Linked DNA regions of Homo sapiens: region 2 is linked to region 1. Evidence: chromatin loops called from intact Hi-C (ENCODE). Cell type or tissue: Calu3. All regions are shown on one strand. Each heading gives the region's core, and the rest is flanking DNA. Links, peaks and the distances in the headings are about the cores only. Region 1 overlaps SATL1 (spermidine/spermine N1-acetyl transferase like 1). Region 2 holds the start of POF1B (POF1B actin binding protein).

What was found. A loop is a pair of places that touch in the nucleus more often than their neighbours do. Peaks named below come from ENCODE experiments on the same cell type or tissue, not always from the same donor. Only the 100,000 strongest peaks of a DNase experiment are listed, where the experiment ranks them.
Region 2: it touches region 1 in a loop (2.7-fold over the local background); 2 of 110 quality-filtered maps call a loop at or near these places.

What each region holds. Positions count from the first base shown.
Region 1 is chrX:85,110,235-85,119,699 of GRCh38, reverse strand. All of the region lies in intron 2 of SATL1 (spermidine/spermine N1-acetyl transferase like 1), which reads left to right. Among named protein-coding and RNA genes, the nearest start is that of APOOL, 110 kb to the right of the region's middle. In Calu3, for the core only: no CTCF peak of the experiment used is centred there; no DNase peak of the experiment used is centred there.
Region 2 is chrX:85,375,922-85,385,386 of GRCh38, reverse strand. POF1B (POF1B actin binding protein) reads left to right here and starts at 5,722. Exons shown (of 17, transcript NM_024921.4): 1 at 5,722-5,748; 2 at 5,892-6,214. The coding sequence starts at 5,933. In Calu3, for the core only: no CTCF peak of the experiment used is centred there; a DNase peak (open chromatin) is centred at 5,626.

The DNA of each region.
Region 1 (9,465 bases), core at 689-8,688:
CTGACTTACATATCAAATGCAAGGTATTTAAGCATCTTAAATAGGGCCTTTTTCTAGGCATTGTCAACTGATATTTTTACAAAAAGCCTCCAGAGTTTCCAAGAAATATTTAAAGCGATATTTATTTTAAAATGTATTATACAAATATGTTTCCTGGAACATTGTTTAATGCCACAAAATGGGAAACAATTAAAATGCACATCAAATATGAGATTGGTTAAATAAATGAAAACATATACTTAAGCGGTGAAGTGACAGCATCTGATGGAGAGCAGTGGGCTCTGGAGTCATACTAGCTCTGAATCTGGAACCTGGCTCAATCATTTTAAAGGTTTATAATCGTGGGCACATGATGTCTACTTTTTCCGCAATACTTTAGTTAAAGTTGCTTACCACACACCAGTCTTGTATTTGCGGTAGTGCATTTGGGGGCATGAAAGTGAAGGGATGAGGATCACATGTGAGCAGAGGTGCTGAAAGAGGACAACAGTGACAGGAGCTGAACCCAGGGACTGTAGCTTCTCTAAGCCTCAGTTTATTTATCTGTGAAATTGGGGTCCTTATGCCTAACTCATTGTGATGAATAAATGGGATTATGTATAAAAAGCATTTGCCATAGTACCTGGCACTTGATTAATGTTTGGCATTGCCTCAAACAGCTTGGCACATACTTAATGTTTAATAAGTATTTGTTGAATGATAATAATTTTTTGAAATATTATATGTAATGCTATGGATCTGTGGAAGACTAATGATATATATATGCCAATATTTGTTTGCTTATAAAAATGTATTTAATTAACTTTAGTTGACAAAACTTGTATATATTTATCGTGTACAACATGCTGTGTTGAAGTATGTATCCATTGTGAAATGGCTAAATCAAGCTAATTAACATATGTATTACCTCAGATACTTATCATTTTTGTGATAAGAACACTTAAAATCTACTCCCAGTGATTTTCAAGAATACAATATATTTTTCAGTGAAAAAAAGCAACTATGACTTCAATTTTATTTAAAAATTCATTCTATGTATTTAAAAAGAAAAGAGTAGAAGGATAGTCACTGAAATGTAACTAGTGGTTATCTCCAGATAGGATTCTAAGCAATTTTTCATTTCTATTTTATGTGTTTTGTAAGTGACCTAAATGTCTTCCAATCTTCTGGAGTCACTTATTTTTGTAATAACAAAATGTCTTGAGTTTCCATCCCAGGTAACAAGATTTATTCTCTTTACTCAGCCTTCCTTCTCCAGGGTTACCTTCTTCTTATAAACCTGTTCATGACTCAGTCCAGGCTCCTCATCCCTTCACTTTCATGCCCCCAAATGCACTACCGCAAATACAAGACTGGTGTGTGGTAAGCAACTTTAACTAAAGTATTGGGGAAAAGGTAGACATATTTCCAGATAGCACCAAATAGGAAAACATTTAAAACTGAATATTGACATCTTAAAGATAACCTTTTACTGGCTGTTTTGTGCCCTAGGCCTCAGCCTACTACCCGTTTTGCCAGGTTCTGCTCCTCATGCCAAGAGCTCTGACCTTACATTTAACCCCTCTTCTCAGCCTCTTTCTCTAGACTGCACTCTGGAAAAAAAAAAAAAAAAGCTAAGTTCTTTTTTTATTTGCAAAACAGTTTCATTATCAGCCCCTATCCCAGACTAGCCCCCAGATCCATCTTGCGTTTCACAAAAGGTTACTGCTGGATAACTTTTATAAACAAAAAAAGTCTTTTGTCCCTGATCTCCACCCTTAGCTAAGCAAAGAGACAGCAAAAACAAAGAGAGAGATTTTCCCTTAATTGAAAATTTGCTGATGATATCTGGAAAAGAAGAAAATTCAAATTCTTGAGTGTGCTTTTTTCCAATTACAACAAACTCTAGAGGTAATTTTCTGTCTACCTGTCATAGATATTTTCTACAATGAACATGCATTCTTTAATAAAATATAATACAGTAAATATTACTTTAAAAAGTAATTGTTGCTTATGGATGAATATCTCTAAAGCACTTCAAGTTCTTATTTCAGAACCTATCCCACTTGTCAGCTCTGTTCCAGTCTGGCTCCTTGCTTTAAGGTCTCCTTCCCCTAACCTTTCCTTTTCTCTCCCTTTCTCTCTCTCTTCCTTCCTGTTTGAATCTTACAGGGGTACCAAAAAAGCCTATGAACTTAAAAGGGAGAGAAAAAACAATATTGGCTCTGAGGTAAGAAGATTCTTACAAATTTAAACTCTGCTTGCTCTAGATGAAGATTCTACAAATGCCTTTCTTAATCACAAGTATTTATTTAGATGAAACCAAGCCGGAGTTGTTACCAGTGGCAAATACATGTGGGTCTGCAACAACCTCAATTCTTGCCTCCTCAGAAGAAATAATTTGACTGAGGGAAATAAGGCAGAAGGAGAGACTGAGGCAAGTTTTAGAACAGGAGGGAAAGTTTATTATAAAGCTTTAACGTGAGAATGAAAGAAAGTAAAGTACACCTGGAAGATGGCCAAGTGGGCAACTTGAAAGATAAAGCACACGGTTTGACCTTTGACTTAGGGTTTTATATGTTGGCATACTTCTGGGGCCTTGTGTCCCTTATCCCCTGATTCTTCCCATGGGCTGGGCTGCCCGCATGTGCAGTGGCCTACTAGCGGTTGGGAAGGGAGCACATGCAGTATGTTTACTAGAGTTATACGCATGCTCACTTGAGGCATTCTTCCCTTACCAACCAAATGTTCCTGGAAGGTCATATGCCAGTTAGACACTACTATTTTGCCTCTTAGTGCACATGCTTGAGCCCACATGCCCAACTCCTGAGATCTTATTGGGAAGCTGCTGATCATCAGTTTTGGGTTTTTCTATCTATTGGGAGACTGCCTTTCCCTGGTGCTGGCTGTGACCAATTATTGTTTTAGAGACTACCTATTATTGGAGTAGGTAGGTAGACAGACATGAGCAGGGCAGTAGAGACCCCCCAGCCCTCCAGGAATGTCAGGCGACCATCAGGTGATGGTCAGTTGGTTGTTAACTGTTTCTCTGAAATACTGTCTCTCCTGTCTCTCAGAAGTTGAGTGAGTGGGCTCAAGCATACACATTATAAGGCAAAATGGTGGAGTCTAACTGGTATATGACCTTCTAGTAACATTTGGCTGGTAAGGGAAGAAATGGCTCAAGTGAGCATGCATAGGATTCCACTGCACATGCAGCCCCTCCCGAGTGCTAAAAGGCCACTGCACATGCAGAGAGCCCACCCTAAGGGAAGAGTCATGGGAGAAGGGTCACAAGACCTCAGAAGTATGCCAACATATAAAACCCCAAGTCAAAAGTCAAACCCTGTACTTGATCTCTCAAGTTGCCTGCTTGGCCCTCTTCCAAGTGTACATTAATTCCTTTTGTTCCTGTGCTAAAGCTTTTTAATAAACTTTCATTGCTGCTCTAAAATTTGCCTCAGTCTCTCCTTCTGCCTTATGCCTCTCAATTCTTTGTTCTGCAGACCCACATGGATTCACCACCAGTAGCATACGTTGATGCCATGCGACTGGGATATAATCTGCTGCTAACATACTTTGGTGTCATGTGACTTGGATACATTTCCCAGTGGTAAGACACCTCTCCACTTCACTTTATAGAGGCATGTAACCTCTATACTTTTCATTCTTTGGCTAGAGGTGTTCAACCCCCATATGCAGTTTTCTTCTCCCTATTCACTCTCCTGCCTACTAACCAACCACTAGAATGATTCCTCTCAGCCACAAATGGCTCTGCTCCCCCTGGCTGATCTCAGCTCACCCTGATGTGTGGCTTTCAGGGGTGGTGGGAAGGATCCTGGGGTCCACACTGATTAGAACTGAAACATTAATGGCCCTCCTGGACAGGACGCTCATGAGAGTGGCAGAGCGAAAGCCTAAAACTGTGCAATGTCTGGGGTTTCTTCAGCTTGTTCAACTAAAATCGGCTCTTTCCAAAGAACCCACGCTGCCTATTTTCCTGTTCTCTCTGTGTGTGTTTTGAAATGGCCTTGTGCACCTGCCAGAATGTACACCTTGGGGGCAAGTCTGCCTTTTCTCTAGTTACACTTCACATGCCATGTGACTTCTTAAACACACATTCCCTGTTATTTTTGCACCCAGAGCTCTTGCCACGTTTTCTTGGCAGCAAAAACATGGGCTCCTCTGTGGATATCCCCTGAGATTTATACCTGTTTTTAACCTACCAGCTCAGATGACCTCCAACCCTTCTCCTGTCTTCTGGCACATTGCCAGGACAGACACTAATTGGAACCCCAGCTGTCCCAGCTGTTTATGACTTACCATATACTTTTCATTCCTGTTATGCCACAGGGCCAAGTATTCCAGTGGCTTTTGAAGCAGTTTGTCTGCCTGCATAGGGCCTCACTCTGTTGCCCTTTGAGGAACTCACCTATTTGCTTTTTTTGAGTTAGCCCTCCTTTGGGAGGAGGAGAAATCCTTCCTTTGCCATTTGCAAGTTCTTACCTCAAGCCCCAAGTACTGCAAATTTCCCTCCATTAGGTCAAGAGGGCAAATAAACTTTACCCTCTGGAATCCAAGGGCTGCTGTTTTTTCAAGCATTTGAAGGCTTTCCATGAATATTCCTCTCACTTCCTTCCACTTCCTCCTGTAGCCTCCATTTCTCTAATCACTTCCAACCCCTTCCCAGTATGCATCAAGACCTTCAAGTTCATATTCAAAGGGAAGGAAGTCCAGCCCCCTTGTGGCAGTTATTTAAAAAATAGGCTACTCATCTCCTTAAAGATCATAAGATATGGGAATCAGACAAAAGAGATAATTCTGCTCTTTGACAGAAAATTGTAAAGGGTTATAAAAGTTTTATAAGAATCCTACCTTATGGTCAAACTGATTAAGATTGTATAGATTTGTCTATAAGATTTTATTAAGAACTGGGTTTGACATCAATAGTACACTAACGCAAAGGTAAAATCTGGCTTTCTTTAGACTGTATTTCTATAAATGTGTTATTGGTATGCGTTTCAAAGTTATGCAAACCTTCTGTAATTCTGATATAACTTAGTATATGTTGTGTTAAATTATTGTGTCCCACAGAGGTAACACATTTCCTTTTCAATTTTGTCTTTGACTCTCACTGCCCTAAGACTTTTTGTTATCCACAGACAATTGTTGTCTTGTTTTAATCCTCTTAAAAATGTGGTTTTATAATCAGCTATAGAACTTTAACGGTTGCTCTCAAAAGCAGGTTTCTGATAACTTTGGAGATTGTGACATTAGAATAGAGGAAAACGCTTTCAGAACTCTCATGGAGAGCTAAAACGTTCATGAATATCAAGCAGAGCAGGACTGCATGCAGTGAACAAATAGAGGACTGAAATAATCCTTTAATGACTTTTTGCTTAAAATGTTGCTGATCCTTTTTTTCAGAGTCAAGAAAACATTTCTTTTGAGCTATTTAGAGCTTTTAACAATTGAGTACAGTATACTCTTATAAATAAAATTTGGAGCATATTGGTTCCTCTCTACCTGGTTTCTCAGTAATTTGGAAACTGTTTGTGAATATTCTTAACTTATAACAATACAGTTATTTTTATAAGTGCAATAAAAATCTGTTTTCTTTTGTAATGGGACAAAATTAGAGCCACTAGTAATTTTACCAAATCTTTGACTGGAACAGCATACTTTCTTTTAAGGAATCAAATGTAACTTAGAGAGCCAATAAAAGTCTCTTGTGAAAACCGGCCTCATACCCTGTATACACAGTCCCTGTACATGGTTACTAACCTGTGGTAAGTAAAGAATGTCACTTTCTGACGGGCCCAGGGATCCCAAGTTATCTTAGGATCTCAAGAGGAGAGGAATTTACACAACTCATATGGTATTTGATGGCACCCACCTATGGCTGGGCTTAAGGTTTTAAAAAGTCTTATCTGAGATTTCTTATGGAACAAAGTTCCATCAAAGCCAATTTTAAAAGGAGCTTATATGGCAAATAATTATTCTTGCTGTGCTTTATGCAAATAATCAAGCCAAGTATAATAAAACTAAAGCTTATTTTGCAAAACAAGTCAGTCTTATCATGATTTGTTTTTAATACAAATGAGGACTGGAGACAGAAAAATTATGTTTAAAAAATATAGTATACGTGTTATTAGGCTCTAGACTCATCAGTTGTTTCTGAGTTTTTGTCTGCAATGTAGACTAACCCTGCTTTTTCCTCTGAACCAACTAGTGATCTCTCCCTGCAGCTCAGAGGAAACAAAAGGGTTGGATAATGCAAAAATGTGGATCAACACTCTAATTCTGGGCACATATTGAAATCAGCTAGCAACCCCATGCACCTAACTCTTAGCAGGCATTACTGCAGCATGTCGGTAGCCTCAGGATTTTTTTGAGCTATCTGCAGCCTATTATTCTGGTTTGACATTCTTCTAAAAAATAACCTGATTTGTCTCCTCTTGCCTTCACGCCATCACGCTCCAAATGATCCTCAGTGAGGGATATCATCCTCTCAATATTCAAGAGTCACCCTTTTACAAAGAAACCCTAGACTACCCATCAGTGGGACACAACAGAGGCATAATTCTGCCCCTGACTCCCTTGGACCTAGCTAGATACCACTTTCACTAACCCATGGAGCCACCCTGCCCTGACAGGTAGCAAGAGTCCAAGACCCACAGAACCACCACCACCAGCCCCGCGCTGTCAGAAGGAAAAAGGAAGCAGTTACAGAAGACTTACTTTCATTCATTTTCCCCAAAGAATTAGGGTCTTGAACTCTTGATGGGGAAAATGTTACAGTAGTTAGTCAGGCAGACATGAGCAGGGCAGGAGAGCCCTCCTGACCAGGAATGTCAGGCGACCATCAGGTGATGGTCAGGCAGTTGTTAACTGTTTTGCTAACATAATAATTGGTCACAGCTGGCACCAGGAAAGGCAGTCTCCCTATAGATATAAAAACCTGAAACTGGTGGTCAGCATCTTCCCAATAAGATCTCAGGAGTTGGGTGAGTGGACTCAAGCATGCGCATTAAAAGGCAAAATGGCAGAGTCTGAGTCTAACTGGTATATGACCCTCTAGGATTATTCGTCTGGTAAGGGAAGAATGCCTCAAGTGAGCATGCATACAACTCCAGTAAACACACTGCACATGCAGCCCCTCCCAAGCGGTAGCAGGCCACTGTGCATGTAGACAGCCCCGCCCAAGGGAAGAATTGGTGGAAAAGGAACATAAGACCCCGGAAGTAAGTCAACATATATAGACCTAAGTCAAAGGTCAAACCGTGCGCTTCATCCCGCAAGTCACCTGCTTGGCGCTCTTCCAAGTGTACTTTACTTCCTTTTCTTCCTGCTCTAAAGCTGTTTTTTTGAGACAGAGTCTGATTCTGTTACCCAGGCTGGAGTGCAGTGGCACGATCTCAGCTCACTGCAACCTCCACCTCCCAGGTTTAAGCGATTCTCTTGCCTCAGCCTCCTGAGTAGCTGGGATTACAGGCACCCACCACCAAGCCTGGCTAATTTTTTGTATTTTTAATACAGACAGGGTTTCACCATGTTGGCCAAGCTGGTCTCAAACTCCTGACCTCAACTGATCCACGCACTTCAGCCTCCCAAAGTGCTGGGATTACAGGCCTGAGCCACCACACCTGGCCTCTAAAACTTTTTAATAAACTTCCACTCCTGCTCTAAAACTTGCCTTGGTCTCTTCTTCCACCTTATGCCCCTCAGTCTAATTCTTTCTTCTGGGGAAGCCAGAATTGAGGTTGCTACAGACCCTTACAAATTTGCTGCAGGTAACATACTTCGTTGTCTCATGATTTGGATACATTCTGCTACTAAAAGTGTCTGGATTTTACTTAGCACCTACAGAAAAAGGGGATTGTATGTATTATAGATCTCTGAGGGGTGGCTTCATATGTTACATTAATTCAAAACATTTTGGTAGAGCAGACAATGCATGTACATTTTGAAGTTTTAGAAAAAGAATTTGGGAAGTCTTGGCCTACAAACCTCACTACCTAAACTAGATCTTTAATAAAATAGTATGTTAAAACTAAAATTAGGCTTTTATAAATTTTCTGTTAATACCTGGAATAAAAGAAAACTTCAAATTAAAATAAACAAGCTTACAATATTTCTTAGATTTTTGGTTCCTAAACTGGATAACACTGCCGCCTTGTGGCAAAGACTGACTACTGAAGCTTTTTAAAAAATAGTCTATTAAAAACTATGTTTTCCCTGATGGTGTACCAATTAAAGTGGATTTTTGAATGTTTGATGGAGCCAGTCTTATTCTGAGTTTCCAAGATGAGACAAATTGTTCTAATAAGTAACTTTAAGCAAAAATGTATTTTTTGTATGTTCCGTTAAAAACACAAATGCATTATGTTCAAACCCAATATTATTTAAAAATAACAAAAAACAAATATCTAAATAGTCTTCAACTCATGTAAAGAAAATGCAAAATAAACTCATTAACCAATTCTAGATTATGAAACTGCATTTTTCTAACTTTACTTATTAAAGACATCAACCAGAAACCTATTACTTGCCTCTTCCTCTAAGAAAGTAAAAGACAAACTTCATCCATTCTCACAACAAATTATGCAAATTGTTTGATTTTGTAAAGTAAACAGCAAAATTATCTCATCTCTTTGCCTGCATTTCAGAAGAAAACAAAATAACTGGGTTTTCCTTGTTTTGTCTGGACTTTTAGCTGTGTGACCTATGTCAAGTTACTTAACCTCTCTCAATCTGTTTCTTTACTTGAAAAATGGGGATAAGACTATCTCCTACCTCATTGGATTGTTATGAGGATTGGGTTAATACAAGTGTTCCTTAGAACCATGCCTGACACCACAGAAATAATTCACTAAATATTAGCTCTTGTTTTTATTATAAGGTAGATGGAAAGCAGCAACACACATACATCTAATTTGTATTAGGCTTGACATAGTTCCGCGATGTGACTTGATTTGCTTGTCATGCTAAGATGGGCTCTCTAGGTACAATTTAGAGCTAGCATAGGCCTAATAGTGATTGGGGTCTCTAATTTAAATTGAAAGCTTCTATCTATGGGATGGGCCTTGGATACCCATCCCCATTCCTCCGTTTACTACACTTGGGGAACTGAGTTAACTTGACTTCCAGTTTATTGATAAAATGGGGAACAACGGTACATGCATCACAGGGTTATTTTGATGATTAAGTGAGATAATACATATGTAAAGCCCTTATCACAGCGTGAGACTTAGAACAGCCTCATCCAAAGTTCTCTGGTATATTTAAAAAATAAATAATATTCCATCTGAAACAATATTAGAACCAGTTATATAATATACATTGTTGAGGAAGTAAGCCAGCAGTTAAAATGATGGGAGAATGAATCCTGCAGAGGGGAGAGGTAAAAGGACAAAATGCCTGACCTCACAGATATGAGGATGGAGAACGAGTGGAATGTGTTTAAGAGGCTGGACCGAATAATAA
Region 2 (9,465 bases), core at 1,070-9,069, 270 kb before region 1:
AAACTACATTAATTAACGCTATAGTGTGCAGCTTTCTGGTATACTCTAATATTATCCTCTTTTATTTTTATTGCCAGAATACCTTATGTAGCTATAATTAATGTACTACACTATAGTTCAGGCCCATTTTAACTTCTCCATATATGTAGAACGTGTTGACTCTTATCCAGAGTCATAGCTCACTTCTACTTGCATGCAGACTTCTAGTCACCTATTCTTGAGCTGCTTACAATTTCTTCCCTAATAGGAAGTCTCATCTTCGTGCCACTACCATCGTCCTCTTTTGTTGAAGCCTGCCTCCAATATATTGGTATAGTTCAGGGATATCCAAACCTTAGTGTACATCAGAATCACCAGGAGAGCTTTTTAAAACAGATCCTTGGTCCTCACCCCCAGGATTTCTTACACAGTAGGTCTGGGGTGGGGCCTGAGAATTTGCAATTCTAAAAATTTTCCCAATGAGGTTCATGGATCTCACTTGAGTATCACTAGTATAGTAATGTGGCTGATCAAATGGTCTTTGGTATGTTTTTATTATATAAGTAGAATTACAAACTAGATATGAATTCTTACTATATGAGTCTAGCCAAAAGCATGCAGAAGAAAAAAATCATAAAAAAGAAAAAAAAATCAGAAAAACACAAAATATGACACACAAAATATATTTTATCACCAACAAAACTTGAAAAACACTGCATACGATTGATCCATTTAGAAGATCATGGTGCACATCAGCTTAGGAAAGGATAGAAGTATTATAGCAATAAAACTATTCACAAATTATATTTAACCAAGTATTTCCAAATATTTCTTAAACTCATTTGATCACAAACATTTTTTCCCAGGTATAGGACCCTGTAGAACTAGTGTTATTCAGGACAAGCTTTGAGAAATGCTGCTTTAAATTAATCTTTTTTTACAGGAGAGGTCAGTCATCCCTGGGGATTTTCCAGGATCATAGAGGCTTGGTTCCACTTCATTCAAATCACACTGAGGATTTATTTATTTTGTCTAGAATCAAAATATAATTTTATCTACTATGGTTTTTGGAACACTGGGATCAGTTAGTTCTGAACAAAACTGTGCCACTGGTAAAATTGACTTTAAGAGTAGATATTCAGAGACCATGAAGCAGAGATACCAAAAGTTTTTCGGGGATCACCTATCTCTATTCTTGGCATATGTATCATCATACACTTTATAGTCTGATATAGAATTTTGACTTGCACTGATGTCAGACATACTCACTTTGTAAACTCTGCCATTCATTTTTTTCCAAATCAAGACAGATGTTTTTTCATATATTATAATCTGAAACACTTCCCAGTCTAAAGTTTCTCAACAGCAGTTAAACAAGCTCAACTTTGTCAGAAGGCTGGAATGTAGTTCTGCAGAATCAAATGAATTGGACTCATTTAGTAAAACGTAAGTGATTTCATACAGTCATCTCATCTACTTTGGGGCTTCAGTTTCCTCTGAATGGACCAATGGTTATTGATCCTTTCCAGTGTGTACATACTTCTCCTTGATCATAGAGAACGCAGAAGTAAAAAGACTTGAGTAACTTTGCTTTAACTATCTTTTGCCATTGTATCATTAGCCCCGGGGGTGAGGCTGGGCTAGAGATAGACTTGAGCATCATCCCCATAAAATAGAAGGTGGAGTGCAGGATTAGTTATACACATGAAAACTACTGATGCTGATGAAATATATTTGATGATAAGTTTATAATTACCTTTATGATTTAATGTTTAAGATAGTTATATATATATATATATCATTTTTGATAAATTAATTACCTATTTGTTTTACCTTAACAGTTTCAGGTAGCTAAGCTTTTTATAAACCAGGCCTATAGCCTCCTCTGGCATTCATATTTTCTTTTCAAAGCCTACTATTTGACAAAAATTATAACACATTATCTGTGAATAACATATTTTAAAATCATATGCCTGGGTACTATATTAAAATCAGCAAACACTTTCACATTTGATTCTAATAACAATTTTATGAAGTAGGTGTGATATTGTGAAATAGATATTTGGTCTTCTTCCCTGTTTTCTGGCATACAACGCTTAAAATATTTGAAATTTCTAAAGTGATAAATATATTTTCATATGCAAATGAATTGACTGAGGGTTGGCATCCCCTAGGTAGCTTCAGGAGGGGAGCTGGTCACTGGAAAGACCAAGGCAGGATTAGAGGGTTGGGACTTTAAGCCCCACCTTTCTTTAGGGGAGAGAAGTTGAAATTGATAGCCTATGACTAATGATTTAATCAATCATGCCTACATAATGAAGCTTATGTAAACTCCAAAATAACTAGATTCAAAGAGAGCTTCCTGATGGCTGAACATGTGGAGGTTCTTAGAGAATGGAGCATAACGAGAGGACATGGAGGCTCTGTGCCTTGCCCTATGCATCTGTTCCATTTGGTGTTCATTTGAATCGTTTATAATATCCTTTATGATAAACCAGTAAATGTAAGTATGTATTTCCCTGAGTTCTGTGAGCGCTCTGGCAAATTAATTAAATCCAAGGAGGGGGGTCATATGAACTCTGATTGATAGCTGGTTGGTCAGGAGCACAGGTACAATGATCTGGGGCTTGCGACTGGTGTCTGAATGGGGACAGTCTTGTGGGACTGAAAGTCCTCAACCTGTGAGTTTTAATGCTATCTCCAAGTAGATAGTGTCAGGATTGAATTAGAGGACACACAGCTGGTGTCCACTGTAGAACTGATCACTTACTAGTTGGGTAGGGAAATAACCCTCACACATCTGGGGTCACAGAAGTGTTCTGTATTGTGAGAGTATAGAAGCAACTGTGTTTTTCCAACAACCTCAGTAGGTCAAATCAGGACTTTTTCGGATGACCTTCAAGACAACTCAGTCAAAATGTAAATCATTGTTTTTTTAAAAATTACCATTAAAGTGTGCAGCAGACATTTCTGTTCCTTGCTCTATCCCTTACTCCTATTATCAGTATGATGAGTTTAATTTTCTACTTTGTTCATGTATTTACTCATTTGAAATTTTAAAAATGAATTATTTTTGTAATCAAAAGCAATAAAGATCTTCTTAAGTCTGTTAGAACTGAATTAACTTGTAAAGGGTTACCAATTGTGTCCCCCAAATCTGTCATTGTAAATGAGGCTTTTTCAGTGGTAAGCATAAAATATCTCCATTACTGTGTGAAACAAAAGAACTGTTGGAAATTTAATTAAAGATTACCTGAAAAAATCTGGAGTTAAGAATAAGGAATCAACTCTTACTACTCCATTCACTAATGTTAGAAGGGTGGTATAATCATGAAGGATGCAGAATACAGAATGTCAATCCCTTGGATTTTCAAGTGTAAAATAGGGCAAGTGTTATTACTACCATAAAGACATATTTATATTTATTTCTTAATCAAAAATGTGTTAGTATGAACATCATCCTCATAAAGGAGAAAAACCAATTAGAGAAACCGATCATGTGATGCACAAGTGAGTTGTCAGAGAAGTAGAAATTTTGGTGACAATGATTAATAAGCCTTTCCGAAATGAACAATTGTGGTCAACACCTGCTTCATAGTTAGATGTGATTTGCGTGCCAGATAGTGCTTAATCTCATTTCTAATATACTATGCCTAAGCTTCAAGCTCTCTGTCCCTCATACCCAGAGATGGAGAACAGTGATGAATGAGGCTCAGATATTGGGTGAAGGTATCAGCTTTACACACAAATTGTAGCCAAACTGTATCAAGGAAGTTGGCTCAAAACACTATATATCCAAGATATGTGAAGGGCAGGTATGGTCACCAGTTTATGGATAAAGGAAATTTTTTTCTTCATCTCAATCTCTTGCTTTATTTAATAGGTCACTTCTTGGCTGCAGCAGATATTTACAGTATTCTGTGTGCTCACATGAATGTGTGTTTGTGTGTGTGTGTGTGTGTGTTTAATTTATATTTTTATCATGAATCAAAGCTGACTGGATGATCCCACTTAACCCCTATTCTCTGTTCACACATAAAGTTTATTCAAAGTGATACTGCTAATGATATTAGTAAGTTATTGATCTGATATTTTACCAGGCTGTTTAACATGTCACATATTTCTAATAAAATTTTAATTGATTCTTGAGGAATATCATTAAAATGAGCAAGGATCAGATTTGACAGGTCTGCACTCAACACACAAATATAAATGTAAATATGTAATAACTAACTTAAAAGTTTTTAAGGGTAATTTTCAGCTTTTTGCACACTCCTCAGCCATAAAAGAAAATCTAAAGATTCCTTTAAAGTCTCTCATGGCTAGCATTTCTGAAGTGTTTTTTGATGTTGACATCTAGAAGATTTATTAGATGGCAGGATACAGAACAATATGAGAATTTATGTAGCTGTAAAATGGAACAATTTGAGAATTTATCTAGCTGTATAATATACCAGATAAGAGCTTAGACTCTAATATGAATCTCCATATGTTAAAATGCCAGGCCCACCATTTACAGGTTATTTAACTTTGGAAAGTTTTTCAAACTCTCCATGTCTGTGCCTCAGTTTCTCACCTATAAACCTCATAAAGTCACTTCAATGATGAAATAATTATAATCCACATAAAACCCCTTGAACAGTACCTGACACAGAGTGAATAGTAAATCATAACACTTTGTTCACTGGGCAGAAAAAAAATGCTGCTAGCCCCCTGGATAACATTCTCTTCCTCTCTAGAATGGTGGTAGTATACTAGGTCCTATTGCACATATACACATTAGGAAGATACTTTTTACTAAAGTCACTTTGAATGAGAGTATTCTGGATTTAAGTGGTGCTGAAGTATATTGCATAGCAAAATCTGAGGGTAAGTAGGCATTATGATCAAAATTTCAAGTAGTAATAAATGTAAGTTGTAAACACATTTAAATCTCATTATGTCAGTTAAGGCATCTTTCAGGACTTGCAGCTCCCTTAATAACTAGATATTAAAAAGTCAATCAAACTCAGTGTTTCCTAGGGCACATATAAGGGCAGGAGAAATTCCCTTGCATAAATGAAAAACAACAAATGTGAATGCCAAAATGCAAAGCATTTGTGGAATCTTTAGGTTTTTCTTGACCATCCACCTTTCTATACAGCAATTCAATCATTTAGACAAATTTCCTTCAACAAATGATAGAAAAGAATACGAGGCTTTGAGTAAGATAAACAAGTCCATATATTAGACAGAGTCACTAGAAAGAGACCCCTTAGTAATCTTCCTTAACTGCAATTATCAGATGGGTTTTGCAAAGAATGCAAATTTATCTGTGAAAATTGGTGTATTCCTAGACTAATACTCATTATTTTAGTCTGGGAATCTGGAATAATAATACTTATGCTGGTAACTACCTTTGCTAAACTTAAGAACCATAAAAAGACACTTTCATATAACATGTGTGACTTTTTTTCTCTAGCAAGTTTTTTGCATTTTCATGTCTTTGTGAATTTTTAAGCCCATGTGCTTGGAAACTCTGGCTTCATCCCTGACATTCTACATTTCTGCTCTTCACAGACTCCTTTACCTGCTGGGCAGCCTTGTAGCTATCTCCGTGGCAAGGCAGGGCCTCTCCTGGCATGTAAACCTGCTAAGTGAATCCGCCCCTAAGGGCGTGTCAGTACCATTTCCTGGAGCAATGTCACAGGGTGGCTCCATTTTCCATTTGAGCTCAAATATTTTGCTGCTTCCTCTGTAGCTGCCAGACCTGCTCTTGCTGCTGCTCAGGTAGCTTTCTTCTCTTCCCGGCACCACTATTGGCAGAGGTTTTGATAAGCGGTTTCCACACGTGTGTCGTGTGTCTGTCTGCCTGCCTGACTGCCTGCTTGCCTGTCTTTTTTTTCCATTATATTTCTCTGTTTGTTCCTTAGGTAGAACATCTGGGAGGTCCCTTGCTGACCACTGGAAGAAGATGAGCTCGAGCTATTGGAGTGAGACGAGCAGCAGCAGCTGTGGAACCCAGCAGCTCCCAGAGGTGCTGCAGTGCCAGCCCCAGCATTACCACTGCTACCATCAGTCAAGCCAAGCCCAGCAGCCTCCAGAAAAAAATGTAGTGTATGAGCGAGTGAGGACCTACAGTGGGCCCATGAACAAGGTGGTGCAGGCCTTGGACCCCTTCAACTCACGGGAAGTGCTCTCCCCTCTCAAAACCACCTCCTCCTACCAAAATTTGGTTTGGAGCGACCATTCTCAGGTACAACAAAGAAAGCTATGCCAGACTAGTGGAGAAAGGCAATCTTCAACCTGATTTCTCTTCCTTTCTGCTTCTTTGCCTCTATTCCACAGGATATCTTTTGGTGGATTGCAGTTATATATGCCTTGGATAGTCACCCAAATTCATCTCTTGGCTGTTATTTCACTTACTAGTGTCTGTGGTTGTTTGTTTCCGGGTTTCACTGATTTTCATAATCTAACCATAGTATAGGAAGGCTCATTTTCTGTTTGATCTGACTGAAAGATCTGATCCAAGGAATCCCTTTGCCCCTACTGCAAAGCAGTTCTCAACTTGAGTACAGTAGATTTTTATTAGAACAAGTTCCTACTGATTAATTTCATATCAGAAGCAAACAGGTTTTTTTTGGTATCAAATATGGTGATACAGGTACTGTGGCATGTCTGAGTGATAAGCAATTATTTGTGCTCAGCAAATAGTATAGCTGCTCCAGGATAAGTGAGAGGTGCAGATGTCTGAATTGTCATATGTGTTTCATCTTCCAAGAATGACACACTTTTTATCGTACAGCCTAGGTGAATAATTTATGGAATACTTGTAGAAAGAGTACTGGAAGAGTTGATATAGGATTGAGGAAGGCAAGATGTAAGCAATTGTTACATGAAAGCTACAAAAGATGGAACTCTAAGACATCCCATAAAATGAAATACGTTTGTTTCTTAAGAGTTATTCTTAGCACCAATACCTGTGTTAATAACCTTCCCAATAAATACAAGGTAACCCTGCAAGACTGTATAAAATTAACAGCTTTATGTGTATTTTATCCTCTGACTCCTTTTACATTAAATTTGCATGTTTTAAGCTTTCTGGAAAATTCTGTCCAAACTGAAATTATGTTTTTAAGATACAAAAATCTCAAAAAGCAGTCATTGGGATATGATGCTATGTTACATTATTATTACCAATCAGGAGTAATACATATTATTTTTCCAAAACCCACAAATTTGAGTAGAATATAAAGTAACATTTCTCAACTGGTTGAGAAAAACTCCACTTATACTGAGGTCAAGGAGAAGAAAAATATAAAGGTCATAAATACCAGTTTGCATTAGTGATAAAAATAATGCAAATGTGCACTCCAATATTCATATTGAGATGCTAATGCAGAACAAAATGAATGCCACCTTTGTTTTATTGTAGCTCAAAAACAATGATGTGCAGATTAAAAACAATTACTATTATCTTAGGAATCCTAAAATCATCCTATCTGCCATAGCTATTTAAACATATTTAGACCCCTTTTTTGTCAACTTGCTAGTAAAAGAAACATAAATAGATATTTAAAAGCTGAAATTTGACAAATTATAAATATTGGCTACCGGACAATTTTTAGGAGTATGTTTTATTATTTACTCCTTGGTTCAGCTTCCCCTTTCAATAACTCAGGATCAAGTTGGTTGAGCTTTTTACAAGATTTTCCTTATTTTACCTGGCATTTGCCAAAGTGATCCTTAAAAATGGACTATCTCCTTCCTAAAATGTAGCTCGCCACACAGGAGTTTATAAACAACTTAGGGCTAGAAAGTGCAGCTGCAGAAACTGGGATAAAAGATTAGAATGGAGGGCTCTGTGAAGTCTGAAGTTATTTATTATTGAAAAGGAAGAAAAGTAAGTGCTGTTAGAAAATGAGAAAAGTGAAAGTTAAGCTATGTGGTAAAGGGAAAAAAAGAAGTATTAATTCCTTAGTGAAACAAGAAGAAAGAATATTTGACTATAAATTTTCAAACTGAGTTGGATATCAAAGGGCATTCACAAATCCACTAAAAGAGAACTTGGCAAGACAGCTTTTAGATAGCTGTCACAAAGAATATGATGAGGAAACTCTTCTATTTTATTTTCCTTTCTCCCTGTTTATTGATGGAATGGCATTGTGGCATCATGTAAAGTAGGACCTAGATTTGATCTGAAATTACCTTTATGCTAACGAAATGAGTATAATGTGATGGTATGTATAATGTACCATGACAGGCATGAGCAAGCAGTACATATTACTCAAAAACCCTTAATTCACTTTATGTTTCAATAAAGTCTATCCTTAATAAACCACGTTTCAGATGAGTTGATGTGTAGCAATTAGCCTAATACCAGAGTTTGTGACCATGGCAGCAAGAAAAATTGATTTTACAATCAATGGTTGATCATCATGAATTCAGTTAAACTTTTACTTTGTCTTTGTTTTTGTTTTGTTTTGTTTTGTTTTTTGCCTTTTGGTTTTTGGAAGACATTCAGGGAATTAATGAGATTTTAAAATAAATATTACCAGTAGTAAAATATGTTGCCTTTGAGAAACCAAAATTGATGCTACTCTGCTTTGCTTCCTGAATCATAATTTTAGGTCATGTAGTAGGCATTTTCGATTTAATCAAATGTTTTCTGTAGCACTTTATTTTCCATTTCTAGCTTTTGAGTACATGCTTTTATTCTCTTAACCTCTTGTGCACTAAAATGGTGTTTATGGATATAAACATATTTTAAATTTATCTAGATATATAATGTTACTTTGTTTCTTTAATTAAACATATATTTTATGTTTTTTGGTTATTATTTTGTTTGATTGATAGAGTGTTTCTCAGAGAAAATTAAGTGTAGAAACCAGTTGCTGGTGAAATTTTCTAAATTAATGGTAGAATTAAAATTACTGGGTTTATCTGCATGAACACGTATAGTCAAACACAGATATAATCAAGGTCTCAGATGCATTTTAGAACTGAATGTGGTCTTGCAAATAAATAGAGTTCTAGAAGCTTAAAGTAAAACAAAAATTCTTAGTTCAATCTTTTACAAAGCTTAGCTGTTAACCTACCATCATTAACTCAAAATGAAATGCCTTAAATGAGCAACATTGATATGAATTACTCATTGGGCTAACATTCTTTCCTTCCACTAATTAAGGTTTTCATGAAGTTCGAGGTATTTTTCATGCATACAGAGCAGCTGTATACATGAGAGAGAAAAAATGTGAGAGAGAAAAAATGGATTAAAATAAAATATTTTTAAATACCAGTCATTCACTGAATACATGTTTATTAAGTGCCTATTTTTTAGCAAACACTGTGATTTTCTGGATAAATACCATTAACCTGTCCAGGGAGAGTTCATTTTTAGGACAGACATACAGAGCCTGGTCTGTAGGTGTCCCATGTGTCTATCTATATTTCATTTTAAAGGAGTATTTTGTGTTGTGACCATCAGCATTTTATCAAGTAAAACAT